2 separate regions of the Homo sapiens genome follow, and region 1 is linked to region 2. The links are chromatin loops, found by intact Hi-C in ENCODE. Cell type or tissue: K562. All regions are shown on one strand. Each heading gives the region's core, and the rest is flanking DNA. Links, peaks and the distances in the headings are about the cores only.

What was found. A loop is a pair of places that touch in the nucleus more often than their neighbours do. Peaks named below come from ENCODE experiments on the same cell type or tissue, not always from the same donor. Only the 100,000 strongest peaks of a DNase experiment are listed, where the experiment ranks them.
Region 1: a loop joins it to region 2, with 2.4 times the contacts of the local background. A loop is called at or near these places in 1 of 110 quality-filtered maps.

Annotation. Positions count from the first base shown.
Region 1 is chr1:92,443,010-92,450,882 of GRCh38, forward strand. No RefSeq gene overlaps it. Among named protein-coding and RNA genes, the nearest start is that of GFI1, 40 kb to the right of the region's middle. In K562, for the core only: no CTCF peak of the experiment used is centred there; DNase peaks (open chromatin) are centred at 3,722 and 4,102.
Region 2 is chr1:92,306,751-92,314,623 of GRCh38, forward strand. RPAP2 (RNA polymerase II associated protein 2) reads left to right here. Exons shown (of 13, transcript NM_024813.3): 6 at 438-526. It also overlaps a transcript of GLMN not described here. Among named protein-coding and RNA genes, the nearest start is that of RPAP2, 12 kb to the left of the region's middle. In K562, for the core only: a CTCF peak has its summit at 3,537 (motif pointing right); a DNase peak (open chromatin) is centred at 3,511.

The DNA of each region.
Region 1 (7,873 bases), core at 1,625-5,624, 140 kb after region 2:
TGCTAGCAAAGCACTCAAAAGAAGTGGGCCGGGTGCGATTGCTCACGCCTGTAATCCCAGCACTTTGGGAGGCCCAGGCGGGCGGATCACCTGAGGCCAGGAGTTTGAGACCAGACTGGCCAACATGGTGAAACCCCGTCTCTACTAAAAATACAAAAATTAGCCGGGCGCGGTGGTGGGTGCCTGTAATCCCAGCTACTCGGGAGGCTGAGGCGGGAGAATAACTCGAATCCAGGAGGCAGAGGTTGGAGTAAGCCGAGATCACGCCACTGCACTCCAGCCTAGGTGACAGAGTGAGACTCTGTCCCCCACCCCCCAGCAAAAAAAATAGTGAATATTTTATTTCTTTTTTTTTGTTTTCAAATGTAAAGAGAATACAAAGTTTGTAGGGGCATGGACTCAATAGAAATTTTATTTCCTAAGGGCAGACAAAGATTCAGAGGAGGCAGGCCGGGTGCGGTGGCTCACGCTTGTAATCCCAACACTTCAGGAGGCCGAGGCAGGCGGATCCCTTGAGGTCAGGAGTTCGAGACCAGCCTGGCCAACATGGTGAAACCCCGTCTCTACTAAAAATTCAAAAATTAGCTGGGCATCGTGGCAGTCGCCTGTAGTCCCAGCTATTCAGGAGGCTGAGGCAGAATAATCGTTCGAACCCAGGAGGCGGAGGCTGCAGTGAGCCGAGATCGCACCACTGCACTGAAGTTTGGGCGACAGAGGGAGACCCTGTCTCAAAAAAAAAAAAAAAAAAAAAAAAAAAAAAGGAGGCAAATCACCTATAACAGAATGTACCTACTTTCTCTAACCCTAGTGTGCTTTTTAAAACTATAATCTGTGTCTAAAGACATGACTTTTGTTTTAAGAGGTTACTTTCCAATCAAATAGTTACTTTGTAACAATTGATTGTCTTTAATTAAACAAATATTTTTTCTAGAACAGACTCTGTTTACACAAGCCATGTAATATGAAATTACAGTTACCAAAATGTAATTTCCAGCTTCCCAATCACTTGGCCTAGAAACCTCGAAATTAGCTTCTGCCTCACCTTTGCCACTCACATCCTGCTCAAAACTTTTAGTGGCTTCCCTCTGCGATGAGACAATCGCTTAACTCTAGCCTGGCATTCAAGATACTCCTTGGTCTGTCTCAACCTAACTGAAAGCTCAAGCTGGGAGCCAGGAGAGCTTGAGGTCCAATTCCTTCCCCACCACTGAATAACTGAGAGGACCCCTGTCTCTGTGAGCCTTAGTGCCTTCATCTGTCAAATGAATGTGTTGGGATAAATTATTCGCTGCCCTTTATAACTGGAACTTTCCTGGCATCTGCTCTTCTAGCCTTCTTTCCTGTGTCTTCCCTTCTTGTACCACATGCTCTGGCCCCTACACAACCCAGGACGCTTCACATGCTCTGAACATTCCCACTTCTGACTTCCTGCCTTTATTTAGAATGCTCCTTCTCCTTCTTCTCCAGATGACCAAATCCTTCACTTAAAGACTCAAAGATACTGCCAACCCCCCAGGAAGTTTCCTCAGTTTCCTTGATAGGAAGTCATTTATTCAGCTGAGGAATTGCATAGCCTGGTATCTGACATCAGCACCACCACCCACTTTTGAGCACAGAGCCATGTTTGGATTATTTACATACCATCAGGTCTAGGTCATCTTTGTGTCTTCCCCAATGCCAGGTTAAAATAAGCCATTTAACTAAATAACAGCAGGTAATAAATGGATATTAAATGTTAACCAATATTAGCTATCAGCAAGTAATAAACACCTATTAAATTGTAAACTACTATTTTTAATACTAATGATGATAACAGATGTTTGTTAAATAAGTAAATGAATGAAATAAATTGCAAACCAAAAAGCCTATGAAAATATGCCAAGTTTTGTTAGGCTGAGTCCCTAGAAATAAAGTCAAAGGACATACATTCCCTGGAAACATCCAGGAAACAGAGCCAGTGTTTGGGGCCAAGATTTCCAGTTGTACATGTGTAGATATGTTTAAATTTAAAGACAACCCATAGGAATCTTAAAGTTTTGAATGGGTAATTTACATCAGATTTTAATCTCATCATCTTGAAATTCTCCATTCTTCCTATTTGAATAAATATCCTCACATATTGAATACTTTTTAAAAAATGAAACTTTAAAATTTCAAAAACAGTATGACTCCTTTATTAGTTTAACTGAAAATGGTACATAAATAAATCTCAAATTCAGTGGTCAAATATGACACCAAGCTACCTCAAGTATTTTAATATATAAATATCTACAGGTACATGCCTGGTTGGAAACAGTCATTGCAAATGAATGAAGGCAAGAAGCTGCTATTGAGCACTGTGGAGTAAGACCTGCAGTTATGGAAACAAAGTGTCTCTGGGTCTCAAGGAAACTTTTTTTTTTTTTTTGCTTTTGAAATGGAGTCTTGCTGTGTTACCCAGGCTGGAGTGCAGTGGCAAGATCTTGGGTCACTGCAGCCTCCACCTCCCGGGCTCAAGCAATTCTCCTGCCTCAGCTTCCTGAGTAGCTGGGGCTACAGGCACCCACCACCATGCCTGGCTAATTTTTGTATTTGTATTTGTATTTATTTTTATTTTTATTTTGAGATGGAGTCTTGCTCTGTCTCCCAGGCTGGAGTGCAGTGGCGCATCTCTGCTCACTGCAAACCCCACCTCCTGGGTTCAAGCAATTCTCCTGCCTCAGCCTCCTGAGTAGCTGGGACTACAGGCTACAGGCACCCACCACCATGCCTGACTAATTTTTGTATTTTTAGTGGAGACGGGATTTCACCATGTTGGCCAGGCTGGTCTTGAATTCCTGATCTCAGGTGATCCACCTGCCTCAGCCTCCCAAAGTGCTGGGATTACAGGTGAGCCACTGCACCCGGTTCAAGAAAACATTTGACCATGAATTCGAATCAGCACCAAATCTTCACCTTGGCTAGTGAGAGGGCACAGCAAGCATCAGTGAGGCTAGGAATGGAGAAATGTTTCTGACACTGCCTTTCTTTTCTTTCTTTCTCTTTCTCCTTTTCCTTTCCTTTCCTCTCCCTTTCTTTCCCTTCCTTCCTTTTCTTTTCTTCTTTCTCTTTCTTTCTTTCCTTCTTTTTCTTTCTTTCTTTTCCTTTCTTTCCTTCTTTTCTTTCTTTCCCCTCCCACCCTCCCTCCCTCCCTTCCTTCCTTTTCCTTTCTTCTTTCTTTCCTTCTGATCCAAAAGTAATGCAAAGTTATATAAAATTCAAACATTGCAGAGTACATAACACATATATCATAATCTCCCCAAGTTCCATCCCACTTCAGCCCATCCCCATGTAATCAATGTTAACATTTTGGTGTACTTGTATGTTCTTCTGATTTTTTTCCTATGTATGCTAACATTATTATTGTTATCATTGATTTTTACCACTCGGGAACTTGCTTTGCCACATATCAAATCGCTAGCATTATGACATACGGATGTGCCCATGTCTTTGCTGAGCAGATATTACCAAGGTTTCACTTGATGAACATCTTTGTGTATTATATCTTTTGCTTATGACATTACTTTCAGACAGGGCAGACTCCATCTTCAAAAGCTGTGGAGGAGGAGATCCAGCGGATTTCTCAGTGATAAAGCAGTTAGTCAGCAGAGTAGTTTCAAGGCAGATTAGATAAACCATACTTGAGAACAGCAGAAGGAATCCCACCACACCCACATTCAAGGGAACTTTCCCAGAGGCTTGGATAAACCCAGCTCTCTGCCCTCCTCCCTCAGCAGCCACCACACAAGACCAGATTTATCTTTGGAAACCAAGCCAGTTATCTTCCATACCCAGTTCTCTCTGCAACACGTAGATCTGGAGGGCATTATCATATCACAATGTGTGTAAAATGCATAAAGAGCAGGCTATCTCATCTGTGAATTAGAAGGATGATTGGTGTGAGGAGTCAAGAAGTTCAACATTGAAGACTTTCAGTGGTGGGTGGGCGGGGGGCAGTGAAGTGGGGGTACATTCGAAAAGTCTTCGTATAATTAGGAGAAAGGTTGGCAGCTTCGCACCCATCTAGCAGCCCAGACCCAGTGCTTCCATGCAGAGCTCTCAGCCTGCAGGCTCCTCGGAGAGCCTCTGGAATTCCTTCTGACTGGCTGGAAGGGTGCCTTCCCAAGCAAGGCTCCTCTGAATGGGGGTTTGCTTTGTCCCTGCTCAGCCAGCCTCCAAACCAGTCAGGTTCTGGTATGAGAGAGAAGAGCCCCTGCTTCCTATTTGGTGAGCACTGAACTTCTGAACTTGTGAGTGCTTATGATGTTGTGAGGGCTGCTCACTCAAATAAACCATTTCTGACCTTTTTCTTTCTTTTTTTTTTTTTTTTGGCTTGAGTCAAATTTCCTCTTTCTCTGGGTTCATGAGGATTTAAAAATACAGTATCATCCAATTTGAACTTCTCCAACCCTCTCATTTGACAAGGAAACTGGGGCCAAATAATGAAATGACTAGCCTCAGGTTACACTTTGTGAGTAATAGAGCTCTTCAGTTCCTCCACATTCCTTCTTGTCTTTGAATTAGTATCATCAACTCGTTAACATCAGGAGCTATCAGAACAAGTAGGACTTGCCTATTAAAGGGTCCCTGTCTTGAATGCCACAGAGAGAGATTTATCAAAAAAGAAATAACAGCAATAATAATAAATTATTATATGTGTAATATATTTTTATTTTTTAATGTAATAACTATTATTATAATGATAACATGCCAGGCACTGATCTAAGTGCTCTAGACCCTGTTAGTATCTGTTGCTTTTTTCTCTCTTTCTTGCTTTGCATTCTCGTGAATTGATTTTTTTTTCCAATTTCATTTCCCTTAACTTGTTTGGAAAGTATATGCATTGTGTTTCTTATTTCAGGGGTTACACTAGCTTGTTTAGCATTCTGACCTAAGGTGAAGTCTGAAGTTGATATCTTTACCTCACTCCTAAATAATCAAGAACTTTGGACAACTTTAATTCTAGTATAAGCCCAGTATGTTAATTCTCTTTTTTCCCTCCAAAAGTTGAACATTGTTATAGTTTGTTGTTCCATAGTCAATGTTTGCTGAGATATGCCCTCATATTCCATATTCACTGCTCCTTTTTATTTATTTATTTTTTTGAGACAGGGTCTCACTGTGTTATCCAGGCTGGAGTTCAGTGGCGCACACAGGCTCACTGCAGCCTTGACCTCCTGGCCTCAAGTGATCCTCCCACCTCAGCCACCCAAGTAACTGGGACTACAGGCGCATGCCACTGCATCTTTTTTTTTTTTTTTTTTTTTTTTTAAGAGATGAGGTCTCACTATGTTCACCTGGCTGGTCTCAAACTTCTGGTCTCAAGTGATTCTCCAGCCTTTGGCCTCCCAAAGCACTGGATTACAGGCATGAGCCACCGCATCCATCCACTCACCACTCTTTTTTGCATCTTGGGCTTTTCAGTTTTTATTCTCTTAAAGTATATCCTTTAGGATTTCCTTTAATGAATCTCTTTGGATGGTAAATTTTCAAGTTATTGGGGAGGCAGATGTTTTCATTGTTTTTCTCTGTTTTGTTTGCCTGAAAATATTCTGTGGTTTTTTTTTTTTTTTTTTTTTTTTTTTGAGACAGAGTTTCGCTCTTGTTGCCCAGGCTGGAGTGCAATGGTGCGATCTTGGCTCACCACAACCTCCATCTCCCAGGTTCAAGTGCTTCTCCTGCCTCAGCCTCCCGAGTAGCTGGGATTACAGGCATGCGCCACCATGCCCGGCTAATTTTGCATTTTGACTAGATGGGGTCTCGAACTCCGTACCTCAGGTGATCCACGTGCCTCGGCCTCCCAAAGTGCTGGGATTACAAGCATGAGCCACTGTGTTGGGCTGAAAATATTCTTTATATAATTTGTTTTTCTTGAAATATAACCTCACTGGGTGTGAAATTCTGGGTTGATAGCCATTTTCTCTCAACACATCAAAGAAATTATAACATAGTATTCTCTTAATTGTTCTTAAAAAGTGAACTATATGCCTAATTGCCCATTTTCTTGTAGGTGATTTGTCTTTTCTCCCTGGAAGCTTTTACGAGTCTCCTCTCTCTCTCTCTCTCTCGTTTATGTGAATATCCTGCAGTTTCACTATGATGTCTCTAGGTGAAAAGTTTCTTTAATATATCCTGCTTGAGATTCACTGGGTTCCCTGGATCTGAGAAATACTGTTCTTTTCCATTCTCATTATTATTTCCTTCTGCAACTGTTTGCTGACTTTCATACTCTAGTCTTAGTCTCTTTATAACACATCCCTCTTTCTAGCTCTCTCTAATACATGTGGATAATATCTTCAGATCCAGTTTTTTAATTCTTTCTTCAGCTATGTTTAGTTTCTTTTTAGTGCATTGAGATTTTTAAAAGCAGCTTTATTGAGGCATCAACATAAAATCAGCTGCACATATTTAAATTGTACATTTTGATAGATTTTGATATGTGAATGTGCTTATGAAACGATTACTACAACCAAGATAATGAGTAAATCCTTCGCCTCCAAAAGTTTCTCATGCCCCTTTCTAATGTTTTCCTCTCATCTTTCCCTACCCTCACTCCCCGCCAAGCAACCATTAATTTGCCTTCTGTCATTATTAGTTTGCATTTTCTAGAATTGTATAGTACAAAGTCATACAATACAACTTCTTTTTTTGGTCTGACTTTTTTCACTGAGCAAAATTATTTGAAAGTTTATTCATGTGTTTATCAATAGTTCATTTCTTTTTATTGCTGTATAGTACTCCACTGTATGGATAGACCACAGTTTGTCTTGTCATTTGGGCATTTCCAGTTCTTGGCTATTACAAATAAAATTGCTATAAACATTCATGTAGATCTTTAAATTTTTTTAAAATTTTTCTATTGGTATATAATAATCGTACATATTTATGGGATACATGTGACATTTTATTTATTTATTTTTTTGAGACAGAGTTTCACTCTGTCACCCAGGCTGGAATGCAGTGGCCAGATCTTAGCTCACTGCAACCTCCACCTCCCGGGTCCAAGTGATTCTCCTGCTTCAGCCTCCCGAATAGCTGGGATTACAGGTGCCTGCCACCATGCCCAGATAATTTTTGTATTTTTAGTAGAGACGAGGTTTCACCATGTTGGCCAGGCTTGTCTCGAATTCCTGACCTTGTGATCCACCCACCTTGGCTTCCCAAAGTGCTGGGATTACAGGCATGAGCCACCATGCCTGGCACATGTGATATTTTAATACATACATAAAATGTGTGATGATCAAATCAGGGTATTTAGAGTATCCATTACCTGAAACAGCTATCATTTCTTTCTGTTGGGAACATTTCAAAACTTCTCTTCTAGCTATTTTGAAATATACAATAAATTATTGTTAACTATAGTCACCTTACTATGCTATCGAACACTAGAACTTATTTCTTCTATCTAACTGTGTGTTCGTACCCGTTAACCAACCTCTCTTAATTCCACCCCACCCCTACCCCCATGCAGACACCCATCCCAGTCTCTGGTATCTATCATCCTACTTTCTACCTCCATGAGATCTACTTTTTTAGCTCCCACATATGAGTAAGAACATACAATATCTGTCTTTCAGTGGCTGGTTTATTTCATCTAACATAATGATCTCCAGTTCTTTCCACGTTGCTGCAAATGATGGCTTTTTATGGCTGAATAGTATTCCTTTGTGTATATATACCACATTTTCTTTATCCATTCGTCTGTTGGTAGACACTTAGGTTGAATCCATATCTTTGCTGTTATGAATAGTGCTGCGATAAATACAAGGGTGCAGATATCCCTTTAATTTACTGATCTCCTTTCCTTTGGATAAATATCCAGTAGTGAAATTACTGGATCATATGGGAGTTCTAT
Region 2 (7,873 bases), core at 1,606-5,605:
ATTACTTGAGCCCAGGAGTTTGAGGCTACAGTGAGTGAGACCCTGTCCCTAAAAAAAATAAAATTTAATAAGTGAATGAAGTAAGATAAGAATGTATAACAATATTATTCCATTCAAAAAAATGTTTAAAAATAGGCAAAACTGAATATTTTTTAATAGGGATATGTACACAGGTGCTAAAACTGAAAGGAAATGAGGGAATGATTAACACCAAATTTATGGTAGTGGTTACTTCTGGGGAATGCGGAGGGTGATGCAGTTGGGAAGGGGCACATAGAGGCCTTCAAAGGTTCAGTATCTTATTTCTTACCTTGGGTGGTAGATCTGTAGGTTTCCATTTTATTCTTTGAACGATACATTTATGTTTTATACTCTCAACTGTATGTAGGTAATGTTTCATGATAAGAAAAAAACTAGATTTATAATGTTCTTTTCAGTCTTTTTGCAGCAATTTTTGTTATCAAGCATCTAAGTTTTTTGAAGCACAAATTCCCAAAACTCCAGTATGGGTTCGAGAAGAAGAGAGGTAATTTAAGTCATTGTGTATATACATTTGTTCATATATTCTAATAATTTGTTTCTGCTTTTTGAGATTAGCTGAGAGTAAGTCTAGTTTTCTGTAAAAAGTTACCATTTTATATACTTTATGGGGAAATGGTTATATTTTAAGCATAGCTATTAAGGATTTTACACTTAAAATCAGAAAATGCATACATACAAATGTTATTTGTTTGTTGTTTTAGCTTTAATTGCAAAATCAGAACTTTAACTCCAGTGTCCTGTGATGCTAGTTATGTCTGTGAATCCTGTTAATATAATAATCCTGGAGGAAGAATGTTAAATTTTTTCAGAAGTTACTGGGTCTTAGGATCCAGGTGAACTCTGCTATGAGAAAGGTTAGAAAGTTCAGGTTCATTTAATCTTTATAAAAATCAGTACACTATTTTATCAATTTAAAGACACAATTAAAAAGTAATTTTTTTTTTTGTAAAAAGAGTTTATGGGCAATGCTGGAGTTTAGCCTCTTGGGAAATGATTTAAATACTGGCAATGTTTTACTAGATGCTAAAGTCAAGAAAATTTTATTATTGAGGGTGAAATGGCATGATAATATAAAGGTAACAAGTTATCCTTATGGTAATTAAACTGTATTGCCTAGAAATTCCAATGAAATGCTTAATGAGATAATGCCCAAAATAAATTCATGTTTGAAAGAGTGTATTATAGCAACACAAGGCAGTGTTACTTGTGGTAAGGTAGGACCTATGCTAAATAAACTAATGACCTAAACATAATGAGATGCAGGTTAGCTAAAAAGCTCTGGCTCAAAAAAAAAAAAGCAAACCTTGAAGTCTTTTCTGATGCGTAAGGCGATGTAACACCACTCTCAATTCAAATAACATCAATTATGCTGACAACAGCACCTGTGATGGCAGACACCTCTGCCTGCCGATCCAATCCTGTGTGGTTTAGGATATGGAAAACTTAACACTGTGTGGCCCTTGATAATTGAGTTAAACATAATTAAGACTAAATTGTTCATCATTTCACCACCAGTCTGCCAGCTTCCTTGTTGGGAAAATAAAAGACTCTGGCATTGTTCGACATGACTGGGAAGCTAAGAGTACTTTTTTACTTATCCTTTTTCTCCTTTCTTAATATTTCTGTCACTAGAGCTGCCCAGTACTTCCCCAGTCCTCTGAGAGCAACATGTTTTATTCCCCACTGAAACCAGTGTTTCCTCAAGTTATCCTTAACTTTGCTTCCAAAGATATTTTCTCTACATCTTAAATTTAACCCTTTGTGCCACCCTCATATCTACCTCAACTGCTTCAAAACCATTTACCAAATTACCTTTCCTGCCATCTCTGTTTTCTTCAAGCATAGGTATTGGTCCTTCCTTTAGCTAATTTAAAACAAATCTTCCAGCCTGGTGTAGTGGCTCATGCCTATAATCCCAACACTTTGAGAAGCCAAGGTGGGTGGATCACTTGAGTTTAGGAATTTGAGACCAGCTTAGCCAATATGGTGATACCCTGTCTCTACTAAAAATACAAAAATTAATTGGGTATGGTGGCGGGCACCTGTAATCCCAGCTACTCAGGAGGCTGAGGCAGGAGAATCACTTGAACCTGGGAGGCGGAGGTTGCAGTGAGCCAAGATCGTGCTGCTGAACTCTAGCCTGGGCCACAGAGTGAGATTCTGTCTCAAAAATTAAATAAATAAATAAAATGAAGTAAAACAGGTCTTCCTGTAACCTTTTCCTAAAATCTCACCATCCTCTATTCAGAATGCTCACTGTTTCCCAAAACTTGAAGCCCTTTTACTTTATATTTGCAGTTCTTGAAATTCTACCTTAGCTATATACCCTTCACTACCTCACTAAAAAAGAAAGATGAAAATGTCCTTTGTGCCGGGCGTGGTGGCTTACACCTGTAATCCCAGCACTTTGGGAGGCCGAGGGGGGCAGATCACAAGGTCAAGAGATCGAGACCATCCTGGCCAACATGGTGAAACCCTGTCTCTACTAAAAATACAAAAATTAGCTGGACGTGGTGACACATGCCTGTAGTCTCAGCTACTCAGGAGGCTGAGGTAGGAGAATTGCTTGAACCTGGGAGGCGGAGGTTGCAGTGAGCTGAGATCGTGCCACTGCACTCCAGCCTGGTGACAGAGCAAGACTCCATCTCAAAAAAAAAAAAATGGACTTTGTTTCTCTAATCTAAATGAATCAACTTAATTTACATTTAAATTGTGCAGTAAGTGCTTAGTACCTGGCAGGCTACACACATACACATACACATACACATACACATACACATATACATATACATACACATACACATACACATACACATACACATACACATACACATATACAAGTATAAAACCCAACCTGTGAATTTAACAATCACTGGATGCCAGAACATGAATTAAACAAGTTTGTGTTGACTTTAATGGGGACCTGTCCTATAAATTAGCAAGGTTAGGACATTGCATAATGAGAAACTGTGAGCAAAAGTGAGAAAATAAACTTGTGGGAATGGGTTGGGATATTGAACATTGGCCCACTTGAAATTTGGGAAACGAGAAGATAACAATAGGTAAATAACAAAGGGCCAGGCTGAGTGTGGTAAACCCTCAAGTATTGGGGAGCCATCAAATGTTTTTGAGCAGAATTTATTCTGATATTGGTGTACAAAATGAATTAAAGAAGAATCATAATTAAAAGAGCTAAAAGGGTCCTTAGAGAGATTTAATCCAACCCCTTCATTAAGTGTATTTCTTAAACTAGTGATCCGTATGAGACCAGGATTCTATTTATTATATTCCACTTGATTAGAAGGAAACAGTGAATAATCTATATATATGCATCTGCCTCATTGTATAGCATAACTGTAGCCCTTAATTATATATAACACTTGTCAGTGTATAACCATATCAGTATCTTTTATATCTGGATGCATTTGTGTTACCTTAATTTCCAAATTCTTAGGGGCAGGGATTATGTCCATGCTATTTAATGAATCCACTAGAGGTCACTGTTTTTTCAGACATCTTTTTACCTGTGCCAAGGATCAGAATTCTAGAATTTTGTATTTTTAAAAGCTTGTCTAGCTATTGCACATTTAAGCTCTACAGAAATGTGATATTTTAAAGAATGTCTGTTTACATATGGCATGGGATACAATATCCTGAGTCAGTCTTCCTTTAGGGAGGAAAAAATTGCTTCTTTTAAATGGTGGCATGTAGTATTTAATGCAGAGATATTTTTATTAGCTTACAATGAGTCATGATAAAGAATAAATTGCATCATAATAGTAATTTTAATAATCATAATTTTAAAATAATAATAAATTTTTATGGCCAGGTGTGGTGACTCACGCCCGTAATCCCAGCATTTGGGAGGCCGAGACTGGTGGATCACCTGAGGTCAGGAGTTCAAGATCAGCCTGGCCAACATGACAAAACCCTATCTCTACTAAAAATATAAAAATTAGCCAGGAGTGCTGGAACATGCCTGTAGCCCCAGCTACTTGGGAGGCTGAGTAAGAAGAACCGCTTGAACCTGGGAGGCAGAGGTTGCAGTGAGCCGAGATCACACCATTGCGCTCCAGCCTGGGCAACAGAACGAGACTAAGAATAAATTGTTAAATCCACCCAAAAGATTAGATATCTTATTGAAATGACTTCCAAACTTTCGACCACTATAATAAGTGCATTTTACATTATCTCATATATGCATATAACTAAAACTAAAGCAAAACTTCTGTGAAACAATATTATTCTTACTACATGAAATGCCTCTGATATTTTCTACTCTGTTGCTTTTTTAAAATGCTGGCAGCAACCTACTTAATTGATTGGTCCTGATCTGCAGTTTGAAGAGCGCTGTTTTGTTGGATTTAGCTCACGTTTTTGGTTGTTTTACTGTAGGAAACCTGCTTCTCAACACTAAGTCTCAGTTTCCTCATTTGTAAAAGGAAAAAGTTGCATTCAACTTCCGAGTTCCCTTTGGTTCTAATGATTTACAGTTCTAAGCCAATTGTGTCATTAGTCATTGCTACTATAGAGAAAGTTTTCTACATAAGGAAATATTTATTAAAATGATGAAAATTAAAATTATCTGCTTAAGACTAGAGAAACTTATACTACCTTGTAGAAAGGTCTGTCTCAATAATTTTGAATAAAGTTACTGACTTTAATAATTTGATCTCTTTAGTCTGTAAAAGTGAAGGCTGATAAAATGTAGATCAAAGCTTTTAAATTATGAAGAAAAACCAGGCATGTTTTAGAGCATGTCCTGAACAATTTGAACTTGGCATCACTGAGGATGCCATGACCTTACACACCATTTGGAAACAGAATATTGAATTTGACCTAATTTGGTCTTTCTTACATTATTGTGAAAGCCAGTAAGTACAGGCATATCTTGGAGATATTGCAGGTTTGGTTCCAGACCACCACTATACTAAAGCAATAAAGCAATCATGGATTTTGTTTCCCAGTGTATGCAAAAGTTATGTTTCCACTATACTGTAGTCTTTTAAATGTGCAGTAGCGTTATATCTTTAAAAAATAATGTACATACCTTAATTTTAAAATATTTTATTGCTTAAAGATGCTACTGATCATCTGAGCCTTCAGCAAGTATTAATCTTTTTGCTGGTGAAGGGTCCTGTTTTGATGTGGATGGCTGCTAACTGATCAGGGTGGTGGTGTCTATAGGTTGGGATGGCTGTGGTAATTTGTTGAAATAAGACAACCCCAGGTTTGCTGCACTGATCGACTTCCTTTCACTAAAGATTTCTCTGTAGCATTAGATGCTGTTTGATAGCATTTTACCCACAGCAGAACATCTTTCAAAATTGGAGTCCGGCCAGGAGCAGTGACTTATGCCTGTAATCCCAGCATTGTTGCGGGGCAAGGCAGGAGGATCACTTAAACAAGACATTTGAGACCAGCCTGGGCAACATAGAGGGACCCATCTCTACAAAGTATTTAAAAAATAAAAAATTAGCTGGGTGTGGTGGCACACAACTGTAGTCCTTGTAGCTACTTGGGATGCTGAGACTAGAAGATCACTTGAGCATAGGAGTTCATGGTTGCAGTGAGTTAGATCACACCACTGCACTCCAGCCTTGGCAACAGAGCAAGACCGTGTCTCAAAAAAAAAAAAAAATTGAAGTCAGTCCTCTCAAACTTCATTGCTGCTTATCAGCTAAGTTTATGGAATATTCTAAATCTTGTGTTACCATTTCAACGATGTTGACAGCACCTTCATCAGGAGTAGATTCCATCTCAAGAAACCAGTTTCTTTGCCTATCCATAAGAAGCAGCTGTATATCCGTTCAAGTTGGATTATGAGATTGATGCAATTCAGTCACATCTTCAAGCTCCACTTCTAATTCTTATCTTGCTATTTCCACCATATCCATAGTGACTACCTCTACGGAAGTCTTGAACCCCTCAAAGTCATCCATTAGGGTTACAATCAACTTCTTCCAAGCACTTGTTAATGTTGATATTTTGGCCTCCTCCCATGAATCCCAAATGTTCTTTTTTTTTTTTTCCTTTTTTCTTTTTTTCAGACAGAGTCTCACTCTGTCACCCAGGCTGGAGTGCAGTGGCGCGATCTTGGCTCACTACAACCTCTGCCTCCTCAGTTCAGTGGCGAAATCTCAGCTCACTGCAACCTCTACCTCCCAGGCTCAAGCGATTCTCATGCCTCAGCCTCCCAAGTAGCTGGGACCACAGGCATGCGCCACCACACCCGGCTTATTTTTGTATTTTTAGTAGAGATGGGGGTTTTGCCATGTTGGCCAGGCTGGTCTCGAACTCCTGGCCCCAAGTAATCCACGCACCTTGGCTTCCCAAAGTGTTGGGATTACAGGCATGAGCCACTGTGCCCACTCCCAAATGTTCTTAATGACATCTAGAATGGTGAATCCTTTCGTGAAGGATTTCTATTTACTTTGCCCAAATCCATCAGAGGAATCACTCTATGGCAACTATACCTTTAGGAAATGTATGTCTTAAGACTTGAAAGTTGAAATTACTCCTTGACCCATGGGCTGCAGAATGGATATTGTGTTAGCAGGCATGAAAACAACACTAATCTTGTACATTTGCATCAGAGTTCTTGGGTGGCTAGGTACATTGTTAATAATCAGTAATATTTGGAAAGGAATCTTTTTTTTTTTTTTGAGCAGTAGGTTTCAACAGTTGGCTTAAAATATTCAGTAAGCCATGCTGTAAACAGATGTGCAGTCGTTTAGGCTTTGCTGTTCCATTTATGGAACACAAGCAGAGTAGATTTAGCATAATTCTTAGGGGCCCTAGGATTTTCAGAATAATAAATAAGCATTGGCTTCAACTTAAAGTTACCAGCTACGTTAGCCCCTAACAAGAGAGTCATCCTGTCCTTTGAAGCTTTGATGCCACATATTTACTTCTCCTCTATAGCTATGAAATCCCTAGATGGCATCTTCCTCCAATATAAGGCTGATTTGTCTACATTGAAAATTTGTTTAGTGTAGCTATCTTAATCAGTGCTCCTAGCTAGATCTGTTGGATAACTTGCTGTACCTTCTACATCAGCACTTGTGGCTTCACCTTGCACTTTTATGTTGTGGAGATGGCTTCTTTCCTTGAATCTCATGAACCAAACTTTGCTATCTTCTACCTATTCTTCTGCAGCTTCCTCACCTCTCTCAGTCTTCACAGAATTGAGGAGAGTTAGAACCTTGCTCTGGATTAGGCTTAAGGGAATGTTGTAGCTGGTTTAACCTATCCAGACCACTAAAACTTTCTCTATACCAGCAATAAGGCTGTTTTGCTTTTTTGTGTTCACTGGACTAGCATTTTAAATTTCCTTTAAGAACTTTTCTTTTGCATTCACAACTTGCGTACTGGCAAAATAGGCCTAGCTTTTGGCCAGTCTCAGCTTTTGACATGCCTTCCTCACTAAGCTTAATCATTTCTAGCTTTTGATTTAAAGTGAAAGAAAGTGTGACTCTTCCTTTTACTTGAACACTCAGAGGCCATTGTAAGGGTTTTTTTGTTGTTGTTGCTGTTGCTGTTGTTTTTTGGTTTTTGGGTTTTTTTTTTTTTGCATTTAGTAGTGCATTTTATTTATTCTAAGTTGCATACATTTTTACATTTTTAACATCTGTGCAATTGAAATGGATCTCACAACTGATAGACTCTTAGATTACAGCTGGACACAGAGGCTAACACCAGTAATCCAGCACTTTGGGAGGCCAAGGCCGGTGGATCACTTGAGGTCAGGAGTTCAAGACCAGCCTGGCCAACAGGGTGAAACCCCATCTCTACTAAAAATACAAAAATAGGTGGTGGCATGCACCTGTAA